Linked DNA regions of Homo sapiens: all the other regions are linked to region 3. A link is an interaction called in ENCODE POLR2A ChIA-PET data of the cell type or tissue named here. Cell type or tissue: CD4-positive, alpha-beta T cell. All regions are shown on one strand. Each heading gives the region's core, and the rest is flanking DNA. Links, peaks and the distances in the headings are about the cores only.

Region 1 (5,000 bases), core at 1-5,000, 200 kb before region 3:
AACTTTTAGGGGTTGATTAGGGTACAGGGCAAGAGATGACTGAGTATCACCGTATCACCCACAGTCAGTCTTGTTGAAGTTCGTCTGTGCTGTCTGTGGTGGGTATCAAGGGGAGTTTATAAAAATTCCTTGGTCCCAAACCATTCATTTGTTCATTTGTTTATTCATCAGACGTGATAGGCATGGCCCTTAGCACTGGGGTTAAAAATAAGAAAAAGATTCAAACCTAAGTATCATCTGACTCAATTCTTTAAAGTATAGAAATGAGGATAGGAAGGAACTAAAGGACAAGTTTTACCACTACCTGTATCTGATCTTAACTCAAATGACACCGCCTGAGAAAGGTGGATGGTGTTTCCCGGTGAAGTGCAATAGACAACCTACATGGCTGGATAGAGCGGACCTGCTGACTACCCAAACTAAAGAAACATTATTCCCTTTGTCTCTATCACACTACTATGTTTTATTTTCTTCATGGTATTTCTCACTATCTGAAACTATCTTACTTTCCTATTTGTTGTCTATCTTTCCCTCAGGGACCTTGTTCCATACACTGCTGTATTCTCAGGCGGAGAACAGTGCCTTGTTTCATAGTGGGTGCTTGCTAAATATTTGTTGAGTAAATGAATGCTCATCACCATTAACATAAAACCACACTTGATAACCAACATTTTTTCTATCTCCAAAATGTCTGCAAGTTGTCTAATCTTGTACCTCAGGGATCTACCTCACAACTTCATTTCTGTGGGAAAAGACTGAGGTGTGGGGGGCAGGATACAGGGAGCCCCTGTTTCATTTCAGTTAGTTCCCCCACAGAGCTGGAAGTAGAAGCCGGATCCCTAGAATCTCAGAGCTCTTCAGCATTCCTGTGCTACCTCTGGTTGAGCCTTTCTGTGGAGAAAGCAGTTTTGGATTACTGCCATGAATGTAATTTTCAAAGGCCCTGGAAGAAGAGAAAGCAATGGAAGCTGCTTCTAGACTTCAGATGAGCTGAACATCAGAGTTCGTCTTCCTAGTCTGTGGAAGGGAAGTCATAGACTTTGGAACTGAATTCTTATGGCATAACTGTAATATTCTGCTGTAGCTGTGGCCAGAGGAGTTCTGCCTGCCTTCGTCTAGGTCGTGGGCTCTATATTAGGCTGGCTGTGTTTTTCACAGCTTAGTCCTTCATTAGAAATTAGGACTGGCTGCAGCCTGCAGTGACTAATTATAGAAAGATGGGTCATTGTCATTGTGGGTAAAAACACATGTGCCTGTTAAACTTCTCTGTCTATAGGGATCAGATAGTACATTTGAAGTGATAGCCAATATAATCACTTAAGTAAATGGATAAATATTTATTTGTTTTTATTAAAATGATAGACAAGCATTTGAAGACATTCATTTCTTTTTCTTTTTTTTTCTTTTTGTGAGACTGAGTCTCACTCTGTTGCTCAGCTGGGAGTGCAGTGGCGCATCTTGTCTCACTGCAATCTCCGCCTTCCAGATGCAAGTGATTCTCCTGCCTCAGCCTCCCGATACAGTTAGTTTCTGAGTACAACCGAGGAGAATATTTTCCAATAGAAATTTTAAGAAACACAGCATTTTTTCATGACTATGCCTACCCCCACAACACACACACTCTATACAGAAACATACACCTTATTATAGAAACATTTTCTGTAAGCAAAAACTCCTAGGACGGAGTTCCTGGGATACTGAAGGGAGAATGCGGAAAGAAGAACCTAGTGACTCCCTTTAAGAGCTCCACTGAGGTCATCACCTGCCAGAGGTTTTAATCCAAATGAAACTGGCTTTTTGTCAGATGCGAGAAAAAACTATAAGATCTTTGCATTCATTTAACAAATATTTGTTATGTGCCTTTTGGTGTGATACTCAGCTCTAGGCCCTGGGACTACAAAACTAAATGAAGGCTTCATTCCTGCTTCAAGGAGGTCACCATCTGGTGGAGTGAGAGAGATAAGTAAACACAAGAGTATAGTCTAGCATGGCCGGTTCTGGAATCAAGGAGTCTAAGGGGACATCTGAGGGGTCAGGGCACAGATTGTAAGGTGTAATGAAAAGAGGTCACACCTTAGCAGTTTTCAAATGAAGCTTCACATTTTTCAAATGAAGCTTCACATTTTGGATCCTCCATTTTCTCTTCTTTGAAATGAGGCAAAAAGAATTAGCCTGCCAGAGTTGTTATAATTCAATGATATAAAAGAGACTCAGTGAGTAATTTCTAAGAAAGAAAAGCAAAATTGAGACAGCAAGAGCTCTCTCCCAAAAGGCAGTGAACCATTCTGCGGACCTGTGGATTTGAATCTCTTTTGTGGAGTTTGCAGTCTTTCTAGCGGGTTATTTGTTAGAATAAGCCAAAGAGGTTCACCTAGAGAATGACTAAGTTGCGAAAGAAAAATCTCCTCTGGTTCAGAAATGAATTATTCCTAGGATGTTGCTTCATGAGTCTTTGTTACAGAAATTGGAGTTTGTGCAAGTAATTGGGGATCAGGAAACAACCACCCTGGGGACAATTGCAGGCAATTCTGCGACCACCTGGCTTAACTTGAATTCTAGGAAGTAGAGCTTCTCTTAGGTTAATCAAAGGTTTCATGGTACACCTTGTGGCTCTTTTCTTTATCCCTGATTTTTCCTCCCAGGCTTATGAATAAGGCTTCAGTTATGTTTCTCCCTCCAAAATTGCCAGCAGCCCCACCTGCTGGGCTTGGAGGCTGGGGCCTGCAGCCTAAGGACAGTGTGGCAGTCTGCTGCCATCTGCTGGCTCACGTGTCACCAGCTCAGGGCTGGCTTTGCAAGGATTCCCCAGGAATAGAAACCACCAGGAGAATAACTGTGGGCCAGAGAACGTTCCTGCTCATATTGAAAAATGAAGAGATGAGAAGATGGCAGACACAAGCTGGTATAAGAAGGCTTTTCTCCTCCTGCGAGTTTGTGTAAAGATGTGACCATCTCAAACAGCTAAGCCAGTGATATTTCTATGCAGATTTGTTTTGCTCAGGGAGAACATAGCAGTGCTTTCTAAAAAATGTATCTTATTTTATTTAGATCACTGTCTCACAAGGCCGAACAAATAAATTAATGACACATCTCTGTAGATTCATTTAAAGGAAACAGCAGAAACACAAGGCAGTGGGGTCTGAGGTGGGTATAGGGAAGCAGAAAGAGGGGAGGGATTGGAGAAACATTTCGCAGTAAGTTATAGTATATTTTAGTTGGTTCTGTCCACATTTTTTGAAGACCTACTGTTTACAAGGCTCTGACCCAGGTGCCTGGGATACAAGAATGAGTAATACTTAGTAATACTGAGTCCCTTCTGGCTTGGAGATAACAATGTATTGGGGAGCAGTAAATAAATAGAGAATTAAAACAGAATTGCAAGTACTGTGATAAAGTACTATGGTAAAGGAATCTAGGAGAGCACAGAGGAGGAGCATGTGTCAAAATCAAACTGGACTGCAGTGTCAGAGAGCGCATACTCTGGGAGATGGCATGAACTGAATTTTGAAGATACTAGCTCAATGGAGACTGTAATGGGAAAGACATTCCAGTTATGGGAAGCACCACTTCTCATACAGCCCATCACCCACCATCACTGCCTGGAAGAGCTGAGAACACTAGATACAATGCAAGAGAAGGCTGTTAAAACATTAGGTCTCAGATGAGCAATTGATTCAGTCCAGGGATATTGGCAGAGGCAGGGAGAAGAAGGCAGATCCAAGTGAGCAGGCAACATAAATAATCTTGAAGATCAGAGAGCAGGGCTTGGCAGGGTCTTTGGACCCAGGGAAAAGGCCACTTTCAATGCCGTGTATATATGGGCAACCCCTTCCAGGCAGGTATAAGTCACAATCAAATATTCAGAAACTTGTGAGTAACTTCCTGTCTTAATCTATCTGAAACTTCTGTGTGACCTCATTTAAATGTTGAAGTAGCTACAAGCTCAAAGTTATCAACTGCAACATTATTCAGAATTGCAAATATGAAGAGTGAAAGTAGAGAAAATGCTTGAGAAAATTGTGATACAGCAACTGAATGAAGCAGCTCATGGAAAATGCTAATTCTGAAAACTGTAGCACATAACAAATACTTGTGAAAAAAATCAAGATCCAAACCTGCAGGAGAAAAAATATTCAGAAGAGAAAAAAATAAACTGCTAGTAATGATGTTGTTCTTTTCTCTATTGTCTACGTTTTATATAATATTCTTATATTTCTTTTATAATGATTTTTTTAAAATATAAAGCAGCCTAAAGGTGAAATATGTGTCCTGATGAAGGCAGAGGCAAAAATTACCCTAAACAAATAATGGCCCTATTTATGTGTTTGTTTCTGCTACTGTAGATTCCATTTTCTTCCTAATTGTATTTCAGTTTGTGTGGTATATTCATTTTGCTTATTAAGCCTGTCCTCAGCCTTCCCTTTGCCCACACCCCTCCTCACTCCCTGGATCTGTGGGACGTATTGTGATGTCTGCCCGCTAATTTTGCTGTGACTGGGGCTGGTGTCTGGTTGGTGATTCATGTTTGTTCCAAAGTTGTACATCTGTGTTGGTTGCTTTGAAGCAGTGCCCCAGGGAATATGAAAGGCCATTTGTCTCCCTAAGACTGCTTCTTTGCATCAGAGACTTCTTCCCTGGCTTCGTTTAAATTCCAGCAAGCTCTCCTGAGTTTAAGTAGGGTAAGAAGGAAAGAAAACAAAAGCAAACAGGGGCATCATGGAGAGATCATTGGAGTCAGGGTCTAACCCCAGTTTACCTGGCATAAGTGAACTTCTTGGATTCTAATACTAGGGACAGAATGCCTATGACACTCATTTTAAGGGTAATGCTTTGTGGACTTACCCTCTGCCCACTAGGAATGCCTTTAGCAAAAAAGAAGGCAGAATGAGCCTTGGTGGAAACCCTGAATGGAAAGAGTTCTAAGAGCTCGGTGGGCATACCCACTTGGCACCTGCTCTAAGATTTTAGCACAGATACACACAGCAGTGGTATTCATAATA
Region 2 (5,000 bases), core at 1-5,000, 110 kb before region 3:
ATCTGCGCAGAGGAAGCAGTGTGTCCTCAGGAGATCCTGAAGGAGGGGAGGGGGGACTCTTCCTACTTGGAACTCTTTGTTTATTGGTTAATGAAAGGGCAAAAATAAGTCCCTTTCTAAAATTTTAGTTTAGAGTTTAAGTTGGAAGGGAAAAAAAAAGAAAAGAACACATTTGAGGATTAACTATTTATTGACTTTTCTCTGAAGTTCTCAATTGAAGGTTAAACTCAGGGATTTTCCAGGCTGGGGTAAAACTCAACCAACTGCTTCCCCATGAGGAGGGCTTTGCTGTGTAACTTCTCCAAATCACACTGGGACTCCATGTAGAAGGACTTTCACAAGGCTTGAGCCTACTTTGGAGCATTAGCAGACACTCTGTTCCCTGTATTTTGTGGTAATTGACGGCTATGCAAGATGTAGATCCAACATTTATGGGGTAGTTTTTCAACAGCTTTCACCATAGAGAACATGGCAAACTTCAATAGTCACCAAAATATACTAACTAGAGTCACCAAGATAAAGCAGGCAATTAACTCCAAGAAGAGAAAAAGAGTACCCCCTGAGAAACTACAAATTGCCATTAATTTTCATTTTGAGTGTCAATATGCTGTAGTATTCTAATCCCATTCATGCCTAGAGTGCTGGAATTAGACATTGACTGTCTTGCAAATTTATTAAAAATAATCTTATTCAGCATAGTAGTTAGTAAGGCTCTGAGACCAGGCACTCTGTAGACACGGGTGAGGATTCCAATCCCTCAGGCTTCCGCTCCTCCTTTATGGTGTTGTGTGCAGGAAGCAATGAAAGTTGAATAGAGCTAACCCTAACAAAAGGGCTAACCTTCAATGCTGACACAGTTAGCTTAAGTAAAAAGCATGCAGCCTCAGTCATTTTCTAGTTCTACAGTGGAAAGGTTGTCAGGGAAAGCAATTATTTAGTGCATGAATGATGCCCAACTGACAGCTAAGATTAATTTTTAAAAATATCTCTTTTTACTTTACTACCTTTAAAAAATTATTGATTATTCAGATAATTGTCTCAGGTTAAGCTTGAGCATAACATGCACCATGACACATATGATATAAGGCAATGAGGCCAGGGAGTGGTGGCTCACGCCTGTAATCCCAGCACTTTGGGAGGTCGAGGCAGCACTTTGGGATTGCTTGAGCCCAGGAGTTCGAGATAATGCAATGCAAACATTTTTGTGGCCACCAGAAAGAAATTGATCTACACCAGTTCTTTGGGAACTGAATTATCCATGGCAAAAAAAAACTATATTCCATATTCAGTTTTCAATGTTGCTGAAATTATCTGAGATTTCCATCCAAGTTGACATCTTAAAACTTTATCATGATCATCACTCCCTTTACTATGTAGTCTTATTTGGCCATATTTTGCTTACCCTTATCAACTAAGGAGCCAGTGTAAATCTCTGAGTTGCAGATCTGGAAGTGATGTGAAGAAATGTTATAGAGGGAGTGTACTTATCAGTGGTATCCACTACATTTTTGCAAAAACTCTGTGTTCCTAGTTCTGTTTCAGCTACGTGGCCACTAAGTTTTGTTTGCAATGTCTGATCTTAAGAACAGCGATAGGTGAAATTGTGTTATGCTGAGGGGTATTTGGGAATTACATAAGTGCAGTCTACATGCAACTGGTAGAGAGTTAACTGTGTTTGGTGGAGGAAAAGCAAGCATCTTTCATCTTTACTTCATCTAGGTAGGGTTGTGCTTTTTTAGTTTGTTTGTTTTCCTTAATCCTTTAAATTTTGAAGAAAACTGAGTGATTCAAATCTCCTAAAAGACTTTCTCAAATGTACTTCATAGCCTAGAGAGTTAGCTAAGAAACATCGTCCTCTGTTTGGCCCAAATTTCTCTGATCCCTTAATGCTGGCCACAGTCCAGATGGAATTCCAGAATTTTAGAGAATGGTGCTGCCAGGTAGGTTAGTCTTGTAAATTATTTTCCTCCAAGAATTACTAGAAGATGGAATAAGTTCAGCAGAAGTTTTACAAGGCAATGGTATTGTTATTTAAGATGAAAAGGATGGCTAGTGAACCTCCTGCCAGCTGCCCAAATTCGATTAGACATGTTAGAGCTAGCCGTTTTGCTTAACAACAGATTGCCTTCTTAGAATTGTTCATTAATTTTGTGTTTCAATTTTCATCACCTCCTGAATTAGAAGAATTGTCTTACACTTCAGCAAAATGCATCAGAGCATGAGTTCCTCAGTGGCAAAACAGTCAGATGTTTTGAAAACAGGATGCTTTGGCTCTCCATTATAAAAAGAGGAACGGAAAGAGAAACAGTATAGAAAGGAAGAAAGCAAATAGCCTCAGCAGGGTCCCCAGCCCAACAACGGCATAAACAGTGACCTATCTTCCTGACCTTCACTGTGGCTCAGTTCCTGACCTCGTGTCACCAAAGCCAACCAACGTCATTAGAGGAGGATAGGAGGAATGGCGCAGCTGCTGTGAGGGTGACTACAATTTCCTGTCTCCTTCCTGACAGACGCAGTCAGTAAAGTACAGGGTTGCAACAACAGTGGCTGAGGAAGGACCAACCCAGAACAATCCCAGGGAGGCGTAATTGTGACTGGCGGGGAATGGGGAGGTGTTCCTTCCCTCATTGTACTGAGAAACCTAGTCTTTCACCTAGAATTTTCAGGTGAAAAACGTCAAAAGGGTCATTCTTACCCAGAATGCTAAATGTTTTTCAAAAGATGAACATACTGTGGTATTCAGAAAAGCTATATTCAAGCAACTAGTCACTGTCTTCACTTCCCCCACAAACGCCCTCCACTGTCCTTTTCATTCTCCATTGGTTTGGCTCTGGGGCTGTTTTATATGCAGAACAAAGGTTGGGTGCTGCTGGGTGAAAATGGATATTCTGTTGTTGAAGAGTGGCCCTGTGTATTAGTACTTTTTTTTTAGAATGAAGCATTAGGACTTAGCACTTGAGTAAATGTTTGCTAAGATAGAAATGGAAGATAGATGGTCCTTCTTCTCTTAAGGCATTGTGAAGTCGGCTACAGATAACCATCATGAGGAAGTGAGTCCTCCTGGCTATGCAGGCTTATTTTTCCAGTTCTTCAGGTGCAGCCATACTACAGTACTAAACATGGAGCACAAAGGCAACTAATTGCCAGTGCTCTTGGGTTTGCAGGATAAAGTCACACTATTCTACCAGGCCCCGAGCCAGCTGGGAATTAGGCTGCATGACACTGGATGGTGATCATGACAGGCTGATTGCCCTAATGAGGGGTGAACCATTTTGTATTTAACTAAATAATCAATAACTATGGAAAATGCCAGCTCCTGCAGAACTGACAGGAAATAGATCTTACTGGCCAATGGATTCATCTTAGAACTCTGTAAGAGAGAGGGTAGACAGGCGCTCAGTCCTTGAAAGGAATATTCATGCCACTTTTGCCTAAAATGTAATGATATGATTACAGCAGTGCCGCCCTTAGCATAAGATGCATCCATTTGCTGGGCCCTGTGCTGTAATCAGAGGGCCTTAGCCTGGCCTTCCTTCTGCTGCCCTCCACCCAAGGAAGTAAGGAGTTGGCCGGGCCAAGGGAGCAGCTTTGCTCCCCTCTCTAAACTACATTTTGCATCTGCTGGACCCCCACATTCTCTGTCCAAATGGCTTTGAACCCACTTCCCGGCCACACAAGCCTCTTCCTGGGATGTGCTGCAGGCATACACACCCTTAGGCCTAAGGAGTTTAACCAAGAGGCAGCAATGAGAGGTGTGAAGAGACTTGTGTAGGAGGAACTTGGGTAAGCAGGCTGCGGTCCAGGGCTCACGACGGCTGCTCACAGGTCCCTGGAGATGGAAGGACATGGGGAAAGAGGAGGGCCAACCCATATCCAAGGAGTTCAAGAATTCTAAATTCAACCTGACCTTCCAGGCTGTTATGGAGGGATATCTGTCAAGGTAAAGGAGATAGCTCAATGTATATCTTTGTATATTTAGACTTACAGTGTGTGGCCCCACACATGTTAGAGGTGACCCTGGATTAGAGGGCAGAATAGAATTAAAATCAGTTCTGGTAGCCAGGTGGGCACTCACACATTTTTTTGGTTCAACTTTTCTCTCTTTACTGCTCAGATTTATATAGACTAAATTATGGAGGGAGCAAAATAAAGTGAAAAGAGCCTAGGAATAAGCCATGAGTTTGAGTTCTAGCCCTGCCTTTACTTAGGTATAGTAATATAGACAATAAAACTATTTGGAATCTTTCCATATTCTCTTCTATAAAACAAAATAATTGGAAAAGACCCAGCTCTTCAGTTTATTGATTGAATAATATTAGTAAACAACAGAACTACCTTTACAGGTGTATGCAAACATTGTGCTAAGCTCTTTACCTCATTCTGTAATCAATATTCACAGTAACACTTTGAAATAGGTACTGTTATTATTCCTGCTTTACAGATGAGTAAAGTGAGGCATACAAAGTTGAAATAACTTGCTTAAGGTAAATCATAGAGCCAGGATTCATATCCAGTCCATCTGACTTACCATCAATGATCCCAATGAGGCATATAAAGAAAGAAAAAAGTTTAGAGTTATTTAATAATTCTTCTAAGGGGATTTTGGATTGGTTGGTGGGTGATCTTGTTCTTTCAACTGTGGCAAGCATTATTAGTGAGGCCTAGTTCAAATTTATATTCTGTAGCTACCATACTCACAGCCTCTAGGATGGCCATTAATTGCCCTAAGCTCAGTCTTCTTGCCTGGGAAGCAGTGTAAGGGGAAAGAGCAATCGCAATTATAGAAAATGGTTATAAAGTGCTCATAAAAATGCAAATAATAGTATTAAACTAATCCATTGCCTATTTCAGATCAATTTGCTCACTTCACTATCTGTTTCTTAAAATTCTCCAACATAGCCTAAGATAAGATAGTAAAGGTCTGTTCAAAGCACTGTAGACTAACCCCAAATTCCCTTTTTCCCTGCTTCTCAAAATAAAAAGGGAAATAGAGATAAGCT
Region 3 (6,300 bases), core at 595-5,594:
TTCTCCATAGAATTTCCTTTGTACCTTCACTAGAAATCAGTTGTCTCTCTCTCTATATATATATATGTGTGTGTGTGTGTGTGTGTGTGTGTGTGTGTGTGTGTGTGTGTGTGTAGTTTATTTCTGGACCCTCTATTCTGATCCACTGATTTACTTGCCTATCTTAACACCAATACCATATACTGTTTTGATGACTGTAACTTTATAAGTCATTTTTTTAACTTTTAAGTTCAGGGATACATGTGGAAGTTTGTTACATAGGTACACTCATGTCAGAGGGGTTTGTTGTATAGATTATTTCACCACCCAGGTGTTAAGTCTAATACCCATTAGTTGTTTTTCCTGCTCCTCTCCCTTGCCCCACTTTCTACCCTTAGGTAGGCTCCAGTGTGTATTGTTCCCCTCTATGTGTCCATGCGCTCTCCTCATTTAGCTCCCACTTATAAGTGAGAACATGAGGTATTTGGTTTTCTGTTCCTGAGTTAGTTTGCTAAGGTTGATGACTTCCAGCTCCATCCATGTTCCTGCAAAGGACATGATCTCATTCTTCTTATGTCTGCATAGTATTCCATGGTGTGTACGTAGCACATTTTCTTTATCTAGTCTACTATTCATGGGCTTTTGCATTGGTTCCATGTCTTTGCTGTATAATGTCTTGAAATCATGTAAGGCTACTCCTCCAACTTTGCTCTTCTAATTTTGTTTATTTTTGAGACAGGGCCTCCCTCTATTGCCCAGACTGGAGTGAAGTAACATGATCATGGCTCACTGCAGCCTTGACCTCCCAGGCTCAAGTTTGCTCTTCTTTTTCAAAGTTGTTTTGGCTATTCCAAGTCATTTGCACTTCCATTTGAATTCTATAATCAAATTATTAATTTTCACAAAGCCCTGCTCTGGAAGTCCATCAGGCTCCTCTTGTGTTCCTCCTCCCTGGTCACACCTGGACTTCCTCAAGGCAATAAGCTCTGGCAATGGCTTCAACTTGCTTGCTTCAGGTGTCACTGTCCCTCATTGCCTGATGTCTAGAAACTTCAAAAACTCTTTCACGTATTTTTTTTTCTTTTGTTGTTATTGTTGTTGTTTCAGGCAGGAGGATAAATTCAATCCCTGCTACTCCACCTTCCCTGAAAGTAGACTCGTGTTCACATTTTTCGAAGTATCCTTATATTTTAGATTAACATATTGAGTGATGTACAGATAAAATGACAAGACATCTGGAATTTGCTTTAACATACTACTGACATCTGAAAGTGTGGGGGGCCTAGATGAAACACAATTGGCTCCAAGTTGATAACTCTTCATACTGGGTGATGGGTAAAATGGAGATGAAAGAAAGAGAGAGAGAGAGAAAGAAAGGAAAGGAAGAAAGAAGGAAGGAAGGAAGGAAAGAAGGAAGGAAGGAAGGAAAGAAGGAAGGAAGGAAGGAAAGAAAGTTGGTGTGAGCTTAAAATTTTCCATAAAACAGTTTTCAACATAAAGATCTTGATACTACTGCCTAGCTCAAGGGATTGTTGTGAGGATTAAATGTGGAATTGTATGTAAATTGCCTAGAACTATGCTTAGAACTTAACGAAGAGTAGCTATTAATACTACATAATTGTATAAAACCAACTACCAAATATATATTAAAGAAGTCTGATAAAAATTTCTCCTGAAAAGAGATAACCCTTTAGCTAAGAATGAATGCAGGTCTCTGCTCACCCCCACCACCTTCCTATTCCCTCCCGTGGTGCTGTCTTTCTAATGTCACCCTGAGCTCTGGCTGCCTGGCCCAAATAAGTCAACACGTCAGCATCAGGAAAGAGGTATTTGGAGAAGGATTAGAGAGACAATTTTAAGCTCATACAAACTTTTCTTCTTTCTCTCTTTATTTCTCCCTCCCTCCCACCCTTCTCCCTTCCCTCCCCTCTCCTCCCCTTCCCTCCCCTCCCCTCCCCTCCCCTCCCCTCCCCTCCCCTCCCCTCCCCTCCCTTTCCTTTCCTTTCCTTTCCTTTCCTTTCCTTTCCTTTCCTTTCCTTTCCTTTCCTTTCCTTTCCTTTCTTTTCCTTTCCTTTTTTTTTCTGTGCATTAGTTCCTTCAGGGAGTCTCCCAAACCCACCAACACTAAATTTGGTACCTTTTCTCTGAATTTTCCTGGCACTCTGTCCCTCCTACTGTCAAAGCACTTAAATAGGGCCTGGTAGCTCTCTAGTTTGGAACCTCTCTCCCAATTCCTAAGATTTCCTTACATTTGTTTCCATATCCTTAGAGCCCAGCACATAGTAGACACTCAAAGCATGCTCGTGGAGCTGTTTAACTTCATGGTCCCACCTGTCCATCTTTGCGACCCTCTTCTCTATGTGCTTTGTTTCTTCCTCTGTGGGCTTTGTTCCTGCCTCTGTGGGCTTTGTTCCTGCCTCTGTGCACAGCCTGCTGGGGTGACGCTTTCCTGTTTGAGAGTCTTGACATTCAGTTTCTGTTTATGTACTTACTCAGGCTCATTATAAGAACTGGCTCTTTTCTTTTTCAATTAATTGCACTGCCATGAAAACTCTGTCTCTCCAACCCTTCTCCAAATACCTCTTGTTGCTGTGTTGAGTTATTTGAGCCAGGCAGCAAGAGCTCAGCAAGACAGTAGAAAGACAGAACCAGGAGAGAGAAGAGGAGGGTGCTGGAGATGAACAGAGACTGCAGGGGTCTCCTTTCAGGCTGGTCCAGAGCCCCACATCTCTTAGTATGCACTCAAGTAGACCAGGGTGAAAAATTCAATCATGAAAACGAAAGAACTTAGAACCACAAATGTGAGGGCTAGGAGGGGCATCAACATAACTGAACCTTTCATACTTGCTCCAATCACCAAACACACATGTGCACACACATGTGCAAATGCACGCACACACATGCACACACCTTGTCAGCTGGACTTGTCTCTGAAGTTTCCTTAGGTCATTGTGGAACAAGAGAACAATTTGAAAATCACCGGCCAAGTTGGATATTTTTAATTTGAGGAAAGGCACAGAGATGTTGAGTCTGGTATCCAAATCTCACAATTTCTGGTTTCTTTTCTTTCCATTAATTAATCTACACTGCCACCTCTGACCAAAACAACAACAACCATGCTCCATAGATGTATCTGCATTCTGGATGTCACAGCCATAGAAATCTTCCCAGTGTGAATCAAATATTAGTAGACGTGTTGCTGGAAAAATCACAGCTTTCAAGAATGAATCTGAAAGATTTCAAGCTTTTCTCAGAAAGAAAAGGCCGCGTGATATCCAGATTGAGATTATTTGAAAAGCTGAGACTGGGGAGATGAATCTTCTGCTTGGAAGGCCAGAAAACAACGAAGGCCATTTTGTGTGCCTGAGAGAGAGAGAAAGTGGTTTTACACCACCATCTAGTGGTAGAAAGCAATACTGTCGCTAAAGCTCAAAAAGGGTTCATGATTTTTTTAATTCAACCGACAAGGATTTATTCTAAAGTCTCTGATTTGTCAGAGCTTATACTAGACACTGGGGATATAGCAAATGTTAATTACAAAAATCCATATACCAATTTCAGAAATCTCTCTCCCCCTGTTATTCTTACAAGCATCTCTAGTCTGCGGTCTTCACTACCAGGTCCCTCTCACTCCTGAATCTGTAATCCAAAGTGACCCTCAGACAGCTCAGATACCAGAACATAGAGACCTCTTAAACGCCAAGCTCCTGATGTGGACATTTCTGGGGAAGGGGAGGCTTTCACAAGTTCTCCTTGAATGATAACCATTCAGTTGCTATCAGTCTGAGAATGCAAATATATGTGCTTTCTTGAGTCTTGGAGAATGAGACATCAAGATTCAGGTCATTCTCATGGAATTTTGGAGAAAGATTCTTATGATGGAATAGGACATTATATGATGTCTTGAAAAGGACAGCCTATGATGTTCAGGGCTCAAAAAGTATCTGACCTATAATCCAATGACCTATAATCCAATGATGAATTACACACACACACAATAAACATAATTTTAATGCATTGTTACACTTATTAAAAAGTGAGGGAAAACTTCTGAGGCTCTAAGAGTTAAGTAAATAATAACAGAAGCAATGAACTACAACCTGAGCAGGCAGCCGTAGCAGTAAGCAAGTGAGCAGAGGAGGGAGTTATATGGTGGGATTGTCTGGAAATAAATACTTACATTGCTGCAATCAGCACCTCCAATATAGGTTATTGGATTCTTACAGATTGTATTCCATAAAATATAGCTCATAACGAAAACAGAAAAACCAAAACCAAAGAACACACAAGGAGCACATGAGAGACAGCAGAAATAATACATGAAAGATTAGACTTTCAAAGACCAGATATTGGAGTGATCCGAAAAAGAATGTGAAATGCAAACCAAAAATAAAATTCTAAGTCCCCCCAACCAACTCAATGGACCCCTCCTGTCAGCCAAGGGGATTCCAAAGAAACATAAAATACTAGTTCCAGCCATGATGCGAAGGGCAGGGGAATTGGACATGCCTCATTACACCCTCCTCTCTTTGGAATTCAGGCACAACTGTCCAGCATTAAAATTAAAACAGAGATCTCAAGACTGACAAAACAGACTCTGGTAACATTAAGATACCAACTTCCAACCTGACTCAAGCATAGCATCACATGACAGATAGCAGGGCCTGAAAGAAACAAAAGTATTTTACCCCAAATTATAATTCTTTGCCATATTTTGAAATGGCCCTGCAAAGCTGTCTCCTGTGGGGAAAATTTACATTCTGCAGAGAATCCCCTTCCCTTTCCAGGTATTTTTCTGACCCTGAAGGGATTAGATGAGAGTTTAGCATTTTTAAAGGTATGAATAGGAAATATTAGAATATTAGCCATTTATTACTTCTAAGAGCAGCTGCCTATGAGACTTCACCTACATAATAAGAACTGTGGTCTCCACATCACCTTACGTTAACCCAGACACTCCTTTCTGTTGATTCCAGGTCTTTAGATAATAACTAACTCTTTCAACAAATTGTCAATCAGAAAATCTTTGAATTCATCTATGACCTGTAAGCCCCCACTTCAAGTTGTCTCACCTTTCCAGACCAAAGCAATGTATACCTCATATGTATTGATTGATGTCCTGTGTCTCCCTAAAATGTATAAAACCAACCTGTAACCCAACCACATTGGGCACATGTTCTCAGGACCTCCTGAGGCTGTATCATGGGTCATGGTCTTTGCATTTGACTTAGAAGAAATCTCTTCAAATATTTTACAGAGTTTGGCTTTTTGTCAACAGAAACAACCATGTGTAAAAGGTCAAAAGAAATGGAAAAGGAAATTTTAAAAAAGCAAGAAAAACAGAATGTGAAAACTGGGCTGGGCGCAGTGGCTCATGTCTGTAATTCCAGCACTCTGGGAGGCCAAGGTGGGAGGCCTTGAGCCCAGAAGTTTGAGACCAGCCTAGGCAACATGGTGAGACCCCCATCTCTACAAAAAAAACACATTCAAAAAATAAATACAAAAGTTTAAAAACCAATATGGCAGATTTTAGAAAGAACTAAATAAAACTCGTAGATTTCAAATACACACCCGGATCGCAATGGCTGAATGAAACAGCAAATTAAACAAAGATGAAAAGACTATTAGAGAGTTGGAAAATATAACTTGAATAAATTACCTATAACACAGCCCAGAGATATAAAAGGATAGTATATCCAAACAGATGATCAAGATACATAGATGAGATGATGGAAGCAAATTCTAACGCAACTAATTTGGAGTTACAGGAGTAAAAGTTGGTGCACAAGCAGGAGGAGGGCTTGCAAAGCAGCAGTTAGGAAGGTAGGGCGAGATGGTGAGCTGAAATGATCATGGTGGTTATGACGATGATAAAAAAACTGAGGATTCTGAGGTTAATAGCCATTTTCACTATTTTTAAAGCACATCCCACAAGGAGTAGAGCTGATCAAATGATAAAATGAAAGAAAATACACAAGAGAGTTGCTGCTATTTTTAAACGATGAAACTGAATGAAATGGTGTTTGGGAGGAAGCAAAAACAAACTTAAAAATATACAATCCATAGTGATGGACTTGGGAACATAGGATCAAGAATGCTTTGTACACTTTCTTCTTTGTTTTCTAAAATTTCTACAATAAATAGGTAGACAGGGTCTATTGCTTAGGATTGCAAGCTGTATTAGGTTTGCATGGGAAGAAAAAAATGATTTCTCTGTACCCTTCAGGTTCTTTGGCTGAGCCATGAATTAAATTGACATAAGGCATATTAACAGGTGAAAAATAATTTGAATTGTGTATGTATGCACAGGAGTCCCACAAA

The links. ChIA-PET counts read pairs that join two places held together with the same protein. Peaks named below come from ENCODE experiments on the same cell type or tissue, not always from the same donor. Only the 100,000 strongest peaks of a DNase experiment are listed, where the experiment ranks them.
Region 1: POLR2A ChIA-PET joins it to region 3 with 18 read pairs; 13 of 35 experiments call an interaction of 5 or more read pairs at or near these places.
Region 2: POLR2A ChIA-PET joins it to region 3 with 21 read pairs; 12 of 35 experiments call an interaction of 5 or more read pairs at or near these places.

The regions. Positions count from the first base shown.
Region 1 is chr1:66,240,115-66,245,114 of GRCh38, forward strand. The region is part of intron 3 of PDE4B (phosphodiesterase 4B); the gene reads left to right. Among named protein-coding and RNA genes, the nearest start is that of PDE4B-AS1, 190 kb to the left of the region's middle. In CD4-positive, alpha-beta T cell, for the core only: CTCF peaks have their summits at 2,729 (motif pointing left) and 2,937; a DNase peak (open chromatin) is centred at 2,737; H3K27ac peaks cover 268 bases.
Region 2 is chr1:66,333,731-66,338,730 of GRCh38, forward strand. The region is part of intron 8 of PDE4B (phosphodiesterase 4B); the gene reads left to right. Among named protein-coding and RNA genes, the nearest start is that of SGIP1, 200 kb to the right of the region's middle. RefSeq lists enhancers at 3,206-3,255, 3,316-3,365. In CD4-positive, alpha-beta T cell, for the core only: no CTCF peak of the experiment used is centred there; DNase peaks (open chromatin) are centred at 281, 801, 2,501, 3,061 and 1 weaker place; H3K4me3 peaks cover 3,578 bases; H3K27ac peaks cover 4,636 bases.
Region 3 is chr1:66,443,229-66,449,528 of GRCh38, forward strand. No RefSeq gene overlaps it. Among named protein-coding and RNA genes, the nearest start is that of SGIP1, 88 kb to the right of the region's middle. RefSeq lists enhancers at 3,353-3,402, 3,413-3,462. In CD4-positive, alpha-beta T cell, for the core only: CTCF peaks have their summits at 2,236, 2,439 and 3,386 (motif pointing left); DNase peaks (open chromatin) are centred at 2,413 and 3,353; H3K4me3 peaks cover 619 bases; H3K27ac peaks cover 1,279 bases.